Linked DNA regions of Homo sapiens: regions 1 and 3 are each linked to region 2. Evidence: chromatin contacts called from ENCODE Hi-C or POLR2A ChIA-PET data. All regions are on one chromosome and are shown on one strand. The core of a region is the stretch at or near the end of the contact, and the rest is flanking DNA. Distances in the headings are between cores, read along the strand shown. Region 1 holds the start of GPSM2 (G protein signaling modulator 2). Region 2 holds the start of STRIP1 (striatin interacting protein 1). Region 3 holds the start of CLCC1 (chloride channel CLIC like 1).

Region 1 (4,628 bases), core at 1,354-3,853, 1.2 Mb before region 2:
AGCTTGGGGAAAATCTAGGCAGGGAGGAGGTCCTGAGAGAACCTTGAGGCTTAGTCCATTCTAGGGCATGAAGAATGCCCTGTGTACTTGGAGGAAAGTGAGGCAGCAGGAGGAAAAAATAGGAGAGAAGAGAGAAATTGGCAGGGGCAAGATGGCTTAAGGCCTTTTCCCCCACAGGAAGTTTGGATTTTATTTTAAATTAAATGGGAAATCACTAAAGGTTTACGAGTACGAGAGTGACATAATCTGACTTATGCCATTTAAAAGATATTTTTCAATTTGAGTGATTAGGAAGATGGAAGTAACTAATATCAGAGATAGAAATCACATATGTAAGAGAAGATTTGCAGGGGGTAAATAATTCTGGACATGTTGAATGTAATGTTGTACTTCTGGCTGGGTGAGGGGGCTCATGCCTATAATCTCAGCACTTTGGGAGGCCAAGGCAGGAGGATCCTTTGAGCCCAGGAGTTCAAGACCAGCCTGGGCAACATAGTGAGACCTTTTCTCTACTGAAAAAATAAAAATAGCCAGACATAGTGTCAAGCTCCTGTGGTCCCAGCTACTGGGGTGTAGGGGAGGGGTGAGATCGGAGGATCACTTGGCCCTGGGAGGTTGAGGCTGCTGTGCAGTGATCTCCAGCCTGGGTGACAGAGGGAGGTCCTGTCTCTCTCTCTATATATATAAAATTTCCTTTGTGGCTTTCACAGTATCCATACTTTAAAAGAATTTATAATTAAGAAGGAATTAATACCTACCTCTGAAACAGTACAGCCAACCAATTCCATTGTTATTTACAAGAACCTGATATTAAAGATGGTTGTAACGATAATAGGTATCAAGTATGGAGCAGTTTCTATGTGTCAGGCCCTATGTCAACCACTTAACAACCTTACCTCACAGAAGCATCATAGCAACCCTTATTAGAAGAGGCTTTATTATGTTTTACAGGTGGGGAAACTAAGACTAAAGAAGATAACTCATTCAAGGTCAATCAGCAAGTAAGTAGCAGAATTGGAACTCAAACCCAGGTCTAGTTTGATGATAAAGCTGTTCCTTTAAGCAATTTGCCATAACATGCACCTAATGGGAAATGTTGCTTGGATCACTGGTTATGGCCATCATTCACGGAGATACTGAACCCGGAGTTTTCTTTAACATAGCCTTTACCCTGTAGAAACATTTAAACTTCATTTCAGAAGAGAAATATCTATTTGAAAAATAATCTAAGTAAATTCATCAGATGCTTTACCCCAGAGAGACTCTGGTCTTGGTATTTTGGTTTTTGTTGTTGTTTGAGACGGAGTCTCGCTCTGTCGCCGAGGCTGGAGTGCAGTGGCGCGATCTCGGCTCACTGCAACCTCCGCCTCCTGGGTTCAAGCAATTCTCCTGCCTCAGCCTCCCGAATAGCTGGGATTGCAGGCGCCCACCACCAGGCACGGCTAATTTTTGTATTTTTAGTAGAGACGGGGTTTCACCATTTTGACCAGGCTGGTCTCCAACTCAGGTGATCCCCCCGCCTCGGCCTCCCAAAGTTGCTGGTATTACAGATGTGAACCACCGCGCCCGGCCGGTATTTTGTGAAGAACAAACTATAAGGTGACTACTATTTTGGGGTCACCTTGACATGGAGGAGAGGTGAATGGAAATAAAACTTATTCTTCCCAGTGTCTTTAGAATGTAGGCGCTGAAACTGAGTGAAACTGAGTAAAACTGCCACCCAATTTTCCTGGGAACCAGCGATTCTGTAGTCAACAGAAGTTTGCTTTTCCAACAGCTGGAAACGCCAGGGTTGGGCACAGCCTCAAGAACTGAGGCTGCCTTGTTCAGACTTTCACACGGTCCCTCTGTTCCTTCCACAGAGGCCTCTTTTTCTTCTATATCCCGCATCTGCCGCTTGGGACACTCATTCTGTAGCGCAGCACCAAGTCTTCCAAAAAGGCGGCGCTGGTTTTGCGCTCCTTTTTTAAAGGGATCTAGGCCAGCCTCTATCTGAACTCTGTACGATGTTTTTTGTTTGTTTGTTTTGTTTTGTTTTTGAGATGGAATTTCGCTCTTGTTGCCCAGGCTGGAGTGCAATGGTGCGATCTCCACTCACGGCAACCTCCGCCTCCCGGATTCAAGCGATTCTCCTGCCTCAGCCTCCTGAGTAGCTGGGATTAAAGGCATGCGCCACCACTCCCAGCTAATTTTGTATTTTTAGTAGAGACGGGGTTTCTCCATGTTGGTCAGGCTGGTCTCGAACTCCCGACCTCAGGTGATCCGCCCGCCTCGGCCTCCCAAAGTGCTGGGATTATAGCCGTCCGTCACAGCGCCCGGCCAACTCTAGACAATATTTATTGCTCTACTTTTTAGTGTCTGAAGAAGAAAGAAGAGGACAGGAAAGAAACTTCAGTCTGAGGGTTGAGGACACGTCCCGGAGCAGAGGAGGACCAAGCTCCCAAGCCCCCTGTCACCTTGACACGCAGACGGTTCCCCAGGACTGCGAAGAGGGGGGCAACCAGCGCCCCGCCCCGCCCCGCTGCGCCGCCCGCCATTGGCCGGTCCGAAAGACGCGGGGCGTTGTCGGTTTGAATGAGAGCGCCTGGAGCCGGGGCGCAGGCGCAGAGGAGGGCGGTGTTGAGACCGGCGGAGCGGCGGGACCCCTAGGTGGCGGAGGGACGCTCCGGGAAAGCGAGGGGCGCTACGAGCTCTGGCCCACGTGACCTGCCGGGGGCGGGAGCAGGGGGCGCGCCGGCCTCCTGCGGTGCCCCTGCCTTGGGGAGGGGCCGTGACCACCCGTCTGTCGCCCGAGGCGGCCGCCGCTGCACCTTCACCGCGTACCCGGGACCCGCCCGCCCGCGGGAGGTGAGCGCTTCCGCGACGCGGGTTCTGAGGCGTTTGAGGGGCTCTCGGAGGGAGGTGACAGGGAGGGGTGCGTGTGCGTGCGTGTGGGGCTTCTGTGTCCAGAGGTCTGGGGGTGACGTCCTTTGTTTTGGGCAGGAGGCGGGCTGGGGGCTTGCGGGACCTGTGGGCGCTGCGGGGACGCGGCGTCGATGCTCAAGAAACCAGAAACTCGGCTTGAGGAGTTGCTGCTTTTTTGTCGGAAGGTCTTCAAATGAGAGTAAAGCGTTAAGAGCCTCACTCCTGAGTCTTTTTTTTTTTTTAAGATAAAAACTATACTAGAGTCCAGCGACTTCTTACCACTCTGAATGTGAGTAACAAATTGTGAATCAAAGCCCGAATCCCCGTGGAATTCATTCCGAGGCTGATTGCAATCACTTGGAGTCGGGCGCGTCCTACCTAAACCAGGCAGTTTATGGCAAATACCTGCCTTGACCGTGCTTAAATTAGTGAACTTTTGGGCACCAACTGGTCGATTTACCATAGAAATTGGTAGTTGCTGCAAAAAGAGTAAGTAAACATAAAACGTTAAGAAAACTCTTTCCTGAAATCTATAGAATACCTTCGAATAAAAAAAAATCTGTAATTTCCTTGTTTTAATAGTAACCAGTTAGAGCATTTGAACTAGTAGCATTTGAACTCTGTTAAAGAAAACGAGTAAGGATGGAAATTTTATTGGCCTTAATGCATAATTTAACCACACCGTAGAATTAAACGAAGTAGGTTCTTGGCTTTCCTTTCTATCGGGTTTGCATTGGAGCGTTCGTGGGGTGTGTTGGAAGTCAGCAGGACCAACAGAGCTGAGTTTTCAAGCTGCCACTTTAGAAGGGTGTACCGAAGATTTCTGGCCTGATAATAGCCGGTGTGATTGCTTCTGATAAATACCACTTTTGATTGGGTTCTCACTATTCAGGAGCAGCTTTAGTTGATTGTTTAGAAGTGAATAAACAACATTAAAAAGGGTAGATCACTGTTGGTTGACATGGTGTGTGTAAGGAGAGGGGGGCCTCAGGGATTAGGGGTGGTCTCACACCTACTTCTCTTTACAACTACCACGGAGTCGTTTTCGCAAGCTATTTCCCAGGCTATTACTTATAATTTAAGTATTGGAGCGGTTTCAAAGTAAAAAGTTGTGTGATGTTGTTGTAGAGGCATGTCTCCAAAATCCTCTCTGGCCAGATAAGCAGTTTAATTGTATTTTCTTACATTCTTAAATCAGATATTCGGTGTTACAAACATATTTTAATATAGATCTGAGACTTGCTTACTAGACTAATTAAAACAGTGATAAGATATAGTAGTTTTAAAAATGACCTTTTCATAAACATAAAATATTTCTAAGATCTATCTTTAGAAATTTGTAATTAGTTCTCTGGAATTTTAAAATGGAAAATCTGACATAGATTTAGGTTATTCTAAATTTATTTGAATATATATTAAATATGTCTATTTTATAATAACAGTTACTGTTATTACTACAGCACTATGTTGAGTACTTTTGTTATGTATCAGAGCCAGGTGCTGGGTCAGGTGCTTTATAAATCATGTCTGTAATTATCACAGCACATTTTAGGTAAGTGTCATTATGCCCACACCAACTGAGAGTTTAGCGTAAGATCATATAACTAATAAGTCACTGTGCCGAGATTCAAATCATGGCCTGATCCCAAAGCACATGCTGTATTGCTTCTGTGTGTCTGTTTAAATCTCTGCTGTGTCTCTGGATTCCATTTGTAGGGACAAGT
Region 2 (5,001 bases), core at 947-3,446:
ATATGTAAAGCTGGAGAGACAAAGATGGATAAAATGCCTTTAAGGATTTCACAGTATAACAACAGATAATAGTAAGAGTTATTATTACGCAACACTTCTAAGATGTCTGATGAGTATCTCAAACTTGATGTGTCCAAAACTGAAGTCTTGATCTTTCCTCTAAACCTGTTTTTCTTACTCTCGAGCTTACTTATTTATGAAAGTGATACAGCCATCCACTCAGTTGCCCAAACCTAGATCAAGGGGGTCATTGTTTATTTCCCCTACCCAGCTGATAAGATTCCAGCAAATCCTGTCCCCCTACCTACACAATATAGAAATATCAACCCAATGCTCCACTCTGGTACAAGCACCATCATCTCCATCTACATGGTCCCCTAACATGTCTTGCCTTATCCACTCTTGCAACTCTCCAATCCCTTCTCCAAAAGCAGCCAGATTGAACTTGTAAACATCACACCATAACATCTCCCTGGTTAACACCCTCGAATGGTTTTCCATTTCACTTAGAATAAAATTCAAACTCCTTCCCACTACCTTCAAGGCCCTGCATTCTTCTGGTCCCTGCATTATCATTATATGGCTCTATCAATTACTATCCCTCCCTTGGCTCACTCAATTCCAGACACTAACATCAGGGCTTTTGCATTTAGCTGTTTCATCTGTCTGTGTGCCCTTCCTGGAACTTTGCAGGGCTTCTCCTCACTTCTTTCAGAACTCATCTAAAATCACACCCTCAGGCCTGCCTTCCTTGGGCAGCATGCTTATATTATAGCCACATTCTCCGCCTCCACCAACCCCTGCCCCCCGCCCCACTGCCACCTTTTAACCTCTCAATTTTTGTTACTTCTGACAAAGATTCTCTTCTTTGGCCAAAACTCTAGTCAGGCTCCTGTGAGTCCTCTGCCTACTAGGACTAACCGTTTGGGCTTCCTTTCTGTCCTTGTTGAATCCAGTTTGTGCAGGGACTCTCCACTCTTGGCGTCTTAATCCATTTTTTGTTGCTATAACAGAATACAAAACACTGGGTAATTCATAAAGGAAAGAAAGTTATTTTTTGCAGTTCTGGAGTCTGGGGAGCCCAAAGTCGAGGGGTTGCATTTGGTGAGGGCTTTCTTAAACTGCATGGTAGAGAGCCTCTCACGGTGAGAAAGCAAGAGCATGTGTGCCAGCTCAGATCACTCTTCCTCTTCTTATAAAGCCACCAGTCCCATCACAGGGGCCCTACCCTGACGATTTTATCTAATCCTAATCACCCCCTCAAGGCTCCACCTCCAAATACCATCAACATATGAACTTTAGGATTGAGTTTCCAACGTATGGAATTTGGGGGACACAGTCAAACCATAGCACTCGGTATCTGACCACCCTCAACATCTTAGCACCCTGTCCTGCTTTCAGCAATAATCCTGTTAGGTCAGTTTAGCAAGAAACTTCTTATCCTTGATGTTTCTCTTAGTAGTTTTCCGTCCACTGACCCTCATCCTGCTCTTTGGTTATAAATCCCCACTATATCTTGTTGGAGTCAGAGTTGAGTCTAATTCCTCTTCTTCACTGCAAGATCTGGTTGTAGTGGTCCCTGTAACTATCACCATGGGCTCTCTTACATAAAGTCTGCCTTACCATCTTTAATTAGTGCCATGAACAAATTTTCCTTTAACACTTTTCAGCATTTATTTCTCTATATTTGTCTATTGTTTGTCTGACCCACCAAGCACTGTTATGTACCGTGACTGCAGACACTTGTTCCTCATTTTATCCCACTGCTTGGTGCACAGGAGACATTTATTAAATGTTTGTTGAATGAATGAATGACAAGCACTTGTCACAACGGTAACTCTGTGAAGACTAGGATCCTATCCATTTTGTTCATTACAAAATTCCGCCTAAGCCTTGAACAAGGCTATGAGTTATAAGTGCAAAGCGATTTAGAGGAAGGAGGGGTAACTAAACTGACTGAAGAAGCTAAGGGAAGCCTCACAGATAAAATTACATCTAAACTGAAACTGAAAGGAAGGTGGAAAACTAAAAAGATCAACAAGGGAAGGACTGCAGACAGAATATCGCGAGGTATTGGTCAGCCAAGATGGCTTCTAACACTGGCCGCCACACTTAATATGGCGGCCAGGGAAATTTCCTGGAGAAAATCACGCGAGAGTTGCATCACGGCGGCTGTGCGCGAGTTAAGCTGGGGGTGTGGAGCAGCCAAGATGGAGCCGGCAGTCGGCGGTCCGGGCCCACTGATCGTGAACAACAAACAGCCCCAGCCCCCGCCACCTCCGCCGCCGGCAGCCGCACAGCCACCACCCGGGGCACCGCGGGCCGCCGCGGGCCTCCTGCCTGGGGGCAAAGCCCGCGAGTTCAACCGCAACCAGCGCAAAGACTCAGAGGTCAGGAGCTTCGGGGGGCGAGGCTCGCACCGGGTCGGGCGGCGCCGGGGGTCCCGGGCCCGGGGCCACTCTAGGGGCCAGGTTGGGCTTCCCGGAGGGCTCGGTAGAGTCCGGCCGAGAACTGTCACTATACAGCGAAAGGAGCAGGAAGCGAGGCTGGCAGCTCCTGGGGTCTGGAGCATGAGTCCTTGCTCTAGCTCCGCCGCCCGGGAGAGCTTCCCGTGGCCGGCGACTGCTGGTTTGCTCCCCTGGGCCCCGACTGTGGGCGTGGCCTCGAGGCCCTAGCCCCTGGGGAAGCCGCTCTCGCCCCAGCTCGGGGGTGAGGAGTCGGGGGTCTTGGTGCACTCCAGGGCGCTGGGCTGCCGCGCCCCCAACCTAATCATCTCGGGCGTCTGTCCCTGGCACGCGGGCTCCAGCTCCTGGGTCCTGCCGCTCGCAGAGGAAGGCGCGTGTGGGCAGGGAAGGCGCCGGCGAGGATCTGGAAGGAACTTAGAGCCGGACCGAGCTAATTATCATTGAGAGTAGAGTAGGAGGGGGAAACATGTCCTGTTCTTCTGACCTGAGCCAGATCAGGCCATGGGTTAACAGTACCTGTGGTGGGCTATTGTGCCCAGTGCGCCTGATACTGAACTGTTAAAGATGAGAAATAGACATTTTAAGCATGCGTTAGGACCCAACATTCCTTCCTGTCTCGCTAGTGAGCCGTTCCTGCCGTTCTGGAGATGGCATAGTCTGGAACTGACTAGTAACCTCACCCCAAGTTAAGGAATTCCTCCCACTGCCTCCTTTTGCAGAATTCATGAATGAAGATACTCATGTCGCGGAGTTTTAGGGCTTCTTAATGAGCAGGTTCCCAGAGCACTTACTATGCCATCTCCTAGATTGATCAGCAGCCAAACTGATCAGCCAAGTTAATGAGAGGGAATTCCTAGTTGTCCAAGCATAATGTACCAATTCATACCAAAGAGCAATGATACTACCTTTAGACCTGTGGAATCAGTTCCTCAGAAGCTTTTATTTTTTGTTAGCAAGGCTAAACCCCTGAGAAAACATGTCAACAATTGGCAAGCCCGAAGTAGACGTAATTTGAGCTTGGAGTGAATTATTTGAAAAAAACAAAAACACTGACCATTTAGGAGCCCTGGCATGGTGGGATGACGGACATCAGTGTTAACTACTCAGTTTTTCAAGTGGAAGATTACGAAAGTGCAGGGGGGTGAACCTACCTTCATCATGAGAGGAGTTATCATTTTGAAAAATGGTTTAAAATTTTCCAGAGTAGCTACGAATGGTCAAATAGATACCCTCTGACGAATTGTAATTTCTCTTTGTACCCTTTAATTTCCACATAGAGGCCGGGTGCAGTGGCTCACGCCTGTAATCCCAGCACTTGGGGAGGCCGAGGCGGGCGGATCACCTGAGGTCAGGAGTTCCTGTCCAGCCTGGCCAATGTGATCAAACCCTGTCTCTACTAAAAATACAAAAATTAGCCGGGCGTGGTGGCTGGTGCCTGTAATCCCAGCTACTCAGGAGCCTGAGACAGGAGAATTGCTTGAACCTGGGAGGTGGAGATTTGCAGTGAGCCGAGATTGCACCATTGCACTCCAGCCTGGGTGACAAGAGCGAAACTCTCCCCGTCTCAAAAAAAAAAATTTCCTCATAGACTCATTACATGAAAGACCAGTCAAATGGACACATTTAAGCAGAGACCTGTCTAAATCCATTTCTTTATAGAGAGTCTGATGCCATGATCTTTCTTTAGTCATAGCTGAAATCGGTAGTTTGGGAGCCTGATCAGTGAATGCCTGGAGGACAGGGAGGCTCACATTTGATGAGAGCCCACTATGTACTACATAATTTTGATTAGTCCTTAAAAATCTTCAAAGTAGATTTTCATCATTGCCATTCAATGAATGAAGAAACCGAAGCTCAGTAACTTGTGAAAGTGTACACTGTGTTATCTCTGAACACAACGTGGAGTTCTTGTTTGTGGGTATGTTTTTTGTTTTGTTTTGTTTTGTTTTGAGACAGAGTCTCTGTCTGTCTCCCAAGCTGGAGTGTAGTGGCGCGATCTTGGCTCACTGCAACCTCCACTTCCGGGGCTCAAGCGATTCTCCTGCCTTAGCCTCCCGAGTAGCTGGGACTACAGGCACGCCCCACCATGTAAAAATATATTTTTAAAAAATTTTATATTTTTATTAGAGACGGGGTTTTACCATGTTGGCCAGGCTGGTTTCAAAGTCCTGACCTCAAATGACCCGCCCACCTCGGCCTCCCAAAGTGCTGGGATTATAGGCATGAGCCACCTCGCCTGGCCATTGTGGGTATGTTGTGTCATTTTGTGGCTGGTCTTTGTCTTCCCAGGTAGACTGTAATTAAACCTAAGGACTTTACCTATTTGTTTCTCACTTCTCTCTTCCCAGTACAAGGCTTCCAAGATGGTGTGTTCTCAGTAATCACCTATTTCCAGCAGGAAAAAGATTGTCTTTGTCACATTTTCTCTTATGTGTGGGAGGGAAGTTGATCTGTTTGGCGGCTGCCTTCTTTGTCAGTTCTCACTGAAATTTGAGACAAAGGTGGGAAAGCTGAGGGTTTCAATACTCATTTTTGT
Region 3 (4,928 bases), core at 1,901-4,400, 1.1 Mb before region 2:
GGCAAAAACTAAGGAGGGACTTAATTTCAAGAAAGTGGTATCAAGCGTATTCAATACTTCAGAGAAGTGGAGAGGAACAAAGTCTGGAAAAAAGCCATTGGATTGGTTAATTAGTTGGCCATTTATGACCTTTCAGAGAATGACAGTGAGAAGCCTAATTCTCTAAGTGGTTAAGAAGTAGGTGACAAAGGGAGTGTGTAAACTGGAGAGAGGCTCCAAGATGGGAGTGCATGAAATTAAGGTTACGGGAAGGGTTCTTCATAGGCAATGAGGTTATATACTCCATAAATAGAAATGAATGAAGATGGATGAAGACAAAATTTCTAAAGTAAAAAGAGAAACTGACAGATTTCATATTATAATATGATATGAAGTGGACAGAGAAATTAAGAGTAATTTGCATTTCTAACACTGTGAGGAGGTTAGGATGGGGGAAACGGAGATTTGGAGGGGAAAAAAGGTACTACAGGAGGCATTATACAAAGGGAAGTGAATAAAAAGCCTGTCAAGCAGTTGAGATTTTTTTTTCTTTTTTATAGAGACAGGGTCTTGCTATGTTGCCCAGGCTAGTCCCGAACTCCTGAGCTCAAAGGATCCCCCTGCCCGCCGCCTTGTCTTCCCAAAGTGCTGGGATTACAGGTGAGCCACTGTGCCAGCCAGGCAGTTGAGTTTTGACTGTGACATCCACAAAGTCGTACTATTGGCAACTATGTTACTTTCTACAGTAATAACCAGCAGTTCCATAGATTTCTCCAGGGATAGAGATTAGCAATGCAGAAATGATGGAAGACAGGAGGGTAAGACAGAATAGAAGAATCAGCTAGAAATTCAAGCCCTCCTGCCAGATCCCCATGGTCACTGATTGAAGGCTGGAACTCCTTGAGAAATCCTAAAACGAATCTCACACTTCCTCCAAACAAAGCTACATCTAAACCTGCTGAAGAGTTTGTTAAAAAAAAAAAAAAACGATTCTGATTCAGTAAATCTGAGGTAGGTCTGAGATCTCCACTTCTAACAAGCTCCTGGTGATGCCGCAGACCACACTCTTGAGTAGCAAAGTGTTAATCGAAAGTAACCATCCTAGCTAGTTTCGTTTAATGGTGGCACCTATGTCATTCTAGTACTTGTCAGGGGACACTACTCTTTCTCTCTCCCGCAGTCCCTACTATTTTTACCATTTCTCTCCTGTCTCAGGCTTCGGTACTAATAATTTTTAAATTATAATATGTATAATAGTAGCTAAAGGCCGGGCACGGTGGCTCACGCTTGTAATCCCAGCACCTTGGGAGGCCAAGGCGGGCGCATCACCTGAGGTTGGGAGCTCCAGCCCAGCCTGACCACCATGGAGAAACCCTGTCTCTACTAAAAATACAAAAGTAGCAGGGCGTGGTGGCGCATGCCTGTAATCCCAGCTACTCGGGAGGCTGGGGCAGGAGAATTGCTTGAACCCAGAGAGTGCAGGTTGCGGTGAGCCGAGATCGCGCCATTGCACTCCAGCCTGGGCAACAAGAGCAAAACTCCGTCTAAAAAAAAAAAAGTAGCTAATATTTTGTTACTATGTGCTAAGCACTGTTACATTAATTTAATCCTCACAAAACTACTGGAAGTAGTACTCTTATCTTCACTCATCTTCATTTTACAGATCACACAAAGTAACTTGCCTAAGACCACCAAGCTAGTAAGTGGTAGAACCCAGACTGGCTCTACCTAAACTGCCTCTCCAGGGCAAAAGTACTAATGGCTCTCAGGGGCTTCTCTGAGAGGATAGGGTCTTAGAGTGGAGAGGACCTGTTGGAACGACATCTCCACAGAGCGGGAAATAGGGAGAGTAGTTTATAGTAGCTACTAGACTGGAGAACTACCAGGAAACACAGATCGTCGTGCAGACGGCCAGGCAGTGAGTAGAAATGGGCACAAAAGAAAAAGTCTTTGGTTTCAACGAAAGCACATGAGTAATGGGAAAGGCAAGACTAACCTGGATTAGTAGAGTCAAATCCTGTTTTAGACTAGAAGTACCAGGGTATAAGTCGGGAGGCTGCAACTTATTTCGTATGCTTATGCAGTTTCTTGGAACCATGGCTCTCAAACTTGCGAATTTGCATTTTTAACAATTTCCCAGATGACGATAAAGCTAGTCTGGGAAGAACACTTCATAATCACTATTATAAAGAAAACCTGAATTGTTTTTCACCACCCAGTAATAAACCTACAGCTTATGGTGTGTCTAACTTTTTACACTCAAATCAGATTTGGAGCCAGGCGCAATGGCTCACGCTTGTAATCCCAGCACTTTGGGAGGCCAAGATGGGAAGATCCTTTGAGCCCAGGAGTCAGAGACAAGCCTGGACAACACAGGGAGACCCCTTCTCTACAAATAAAATTTACAAATTAGCCGGGCCTGGTGGCGCGCACCTGTGGTCCCATCTACTCAGGTGGCTGAGGCAGGAGAATCGCTGGAACCCGGAAGGCGGAGGTTGCCGTGAGCGGAGATAGCACCACCGCACTCCAGCCTGGGTGACACAGCAAGACTCCGTCTCAAAAAAAAAAAAAAAATCCATTTTGGAGGTTGTTTTGTGTCCGTTTTTGTTGTTGTTGTTAACTGTGTTAATTCACAGATTTGAAGTTTTAGAAAATTAACTACAACTAAATCCGAGCTATTCTGCTGACAGCATTTATTCAAATTATGCTTAAAGTTTTCAGAGATAACCAAAGCCAACAGAATTCAACGTGCGCTCAGGTCTCGCTTTGCCCTCGCTGTGCCTTCTCCGTAGGCCGCTCTCTGGGCCAAGCACCTCCCCGGAACGCGCGCAACCGCGGCGGACAGGCAGCCGCCGGCGCGGGAGCTGAGGTAGGAGCCCGGGGCACCCACAGGCCGCAGCGGACGCACGCAGCTAGCACGGTCCCCGCCCCGGGTCGCGCCTGCGGCCTCCCCAGCGTCTGCGCCGCGAGTCCGCTGGACCCGCCAGGGCGTAACGGCGGGTAACCCGCCCCACCCGCCGCACAACACACCCAACTGCACGGACTCACGTCCGGGATCCCCTGCCTGCCTCTCGAGGAAGACACCTGCCCAGGCCGGCCGCAGAAGAGGTCGCACAGCTTGCCGCCGCCCAGGGTTTCAGCGTGCTTCCTGGGCCTCGTCATCGAATTGTTCGGCTGACGGCTGCGTGTCCCTCCCCCGTTGCGGGCCGCTGATTGGCCTCGTTGATTGGGCGGGGCTAGTAGCGGGACCGGCCTCTGCGCGCGGGTTATTTTCGCCGCGGATTTTCTTTTACTTTTCATCTGCGGAACTCTTTCTGCGAAGGAAATCTCGCCTGGAACTCAAATATATACAACGGATAGGAAACCTATTTTCTTACTATTAATATATTTGATAAGTTTGAATGTGTAACATTCGCCATGAAACGCAAGCATGATTTTTTTTTTTTTGAGGCAGAGTCTCACAGTGTTGCCCAGGCTGGAGTGCAGTGGCGCGATCTCGGCTCGGCTCACTGCAACCTCTGCCTCCCGGGTTCAAGCAATTCTCCTCTCTCAGCCTCCCGAGCAGCTGGGACTACAAGCGCGCACCACCACATCCAGCTAATGTGTATTTTTAGCAGAGACAGGGTTTCACCATGTTGGCTAGGCTGGTCTCGAACTCCTGACCTCAGGTGATCCGCCCGCCTCGGCCTCCCAAAATGCTGGGATTACAGGTGTAAGCCACCGCGCCTAGCCACAAGCATAATTTTTTAAAGGGAGGATCACGAATGACAACTGTAGTTCTACTCAGGGCAGGACAAGGGAAAGGTCTGCACACTGTAGGGCAGTTGGAAGTAGTTTTGTTTTTGTCTTTAACTGCTGGCCTTGCAATCTCGGGAAACTGTGAAGATGGTAAAATTTACTATCTTAACCATTTTTAAAGGTACAATTCAGTGGTATTAGATACATTCACATTGTTATGCAACCATTACCACCATCCATCTCCAGCACTCATCTTGCAAAACTGAAACTCTGTACCCAGTAAGTGGTAACGCCTCATTCTTCCCCTCCCTCCTTCCCAGCGACTACCATTCTTTCTGTCTTTATGAATTTGACTACTCTAGGTATTTCATATAAGGACTCATACAGCATTTGTCTTTTTGTAACTGATTTCACTTACCATAATGTCCTCAAGGTTCATCCATGTGGTAACGTGTCAGAATTTCTTTTAAGGCTGAATAGTATTCCATTTTATGTATATACCAGTTCATTCAGTCATCTGTTAATGGATAACAGGTTGTTTCCACTTTTGGCTACTGTGAAATAATACTGTAAACATGGATATACAAATATCTGTTTTTTAACCCTTTTGGGTATACACACAGATGTTCAAATATCTGTTGCTTTCAACTCCTGAATATATATACACAAGTGGAATTGCTGGATTATGTAGTAATTCTATTTTTAATTTTTTGAGGATCTGCCGTACTTTTTTTTTTTTTGAGATGGAGTTTCACTCTTGTTGCCCAGGCTGGAGTGCAGTGGTACGATCTCGGCTCACCACAACCTCTGCCTCCCGGGTTCAAGCGATTCTCCTGCCTCAGCCTCTTGAGTAGCTGTGACTACAGGCGTTTGCCACCATGCCTGGCTAATTTTTGTATTTTTAGTAGAGATGGGGTTTCACTATGTTGACCAGGCTGGTCTCGAACTCCTGACCTCGTTATCCACCCACCTCGACCTGCCAAAGTGCTGGGATTACACGCATGAGCCACTGCGCCCGGCGGAACTGCCATTCTCTTTTCCATAGTGGCTGCAACATTTTACATTCCCTCCAAGAGTGCACAAGTTCCAATTTCCCCACATCTCCACTGACATCTTTTTATTTTTGTATAGTAGCCATCTTAATAGGTGTGAGGTATCTCACTGTGGTCTTGATTTGCCTTTCGCTAATGACCAGTGATGTTGAGCATCTT

The links. A loop is a pair of places that touch in the nucleus more often than their neighbours do. ChIA-PET counts read pairs that join two places held with the same protein, here RNA polymerase II (POLR2A). Pooled maps may share reads with other maps.
Region 1: a loop to region 2 is called in a pooled map, with 4 times the contacts of the local background. The contact joins the promoter of GPSM2 here to the promoter of STRIP1 in region 2. A Hi-C loop is called at or near these places in 3 of 50 pooled maps. POLR2A ChIA-PET finds 5 or more read pairs at or near these places in 2 of 52 experiments (A673 and activated CD8-positive, alpha-beta memory T cell).
Region 3: a map of naive thymus-derived CD4-positive, alpha-beta T cell shows a loop between it and region 2 (11-fold over the local background). The contact joins the promoter of CLCC1 here to the promoter of STRIP1 in region 2. A Hi-C loop is called at or near these places in 2 of 168 maps with a recorded cell type or tissue (both naive thymus-derived CD4-positive, alpha-beta T cell) and 10 of 50 pooled maps. POLR2A ChIA-PET finds 5 or more read pairs at or near these places in 1 of 52 experiments (naive thymus-derived CD4-positive, alpha-beta T cell).

Annotation. Positions count from the first base shown.
Region 1 is chr1:108,874,382-108,879,009 of GRCh38, forward strand. GPSM2 (G protein signaling modulator 2) reads left to right here and starts at 2,604. Exons shown (of 15, transcript NM_013296.5): 1 at 2,604-2,847. RefSeq lists an enhancer at 2,260-2,359 and silencers at 2,440-2,839, 2,930-2,999.
Region 2 is chr1:110,032,428-110,037,428 of GRCh38, forward strand. STRIP1 (striatin interacting protein 1) reads left to right here and starts at 2,197. Exons shown (of 21, transcript NM_033088.4): 1 at 2,197-2,390. The coding sequence starts at 2,211. LOC105378895 (a long non-coding RNA gene) reads right to left here and starts at 3,012. Exons shown (of 3, transcript XR_947693.3): 1 at 2,982-3,012; 2 at 922-1,004; 3 at 1-10. RefSeq lists an enhancer at 1,872-2,261 and silencers at 2,262-2,481, 2,722-2,791.
Region 3 is chr1:108,960,334-108,965,261 of GRCh38, forward strand. CLCC1 (chloride channel CLIC like 1) reads right to left here and starts at 3,151. Exons shown (of 13, transcript NM_001377458.1): 1 at 3,028-3,151; 2 at 1,976-2,136. RefSeq lists enhancers at 853-1,353, 1,354-1,854, 2,227-2,346 and silencers at 2,274-2,568, 2,707-2,946.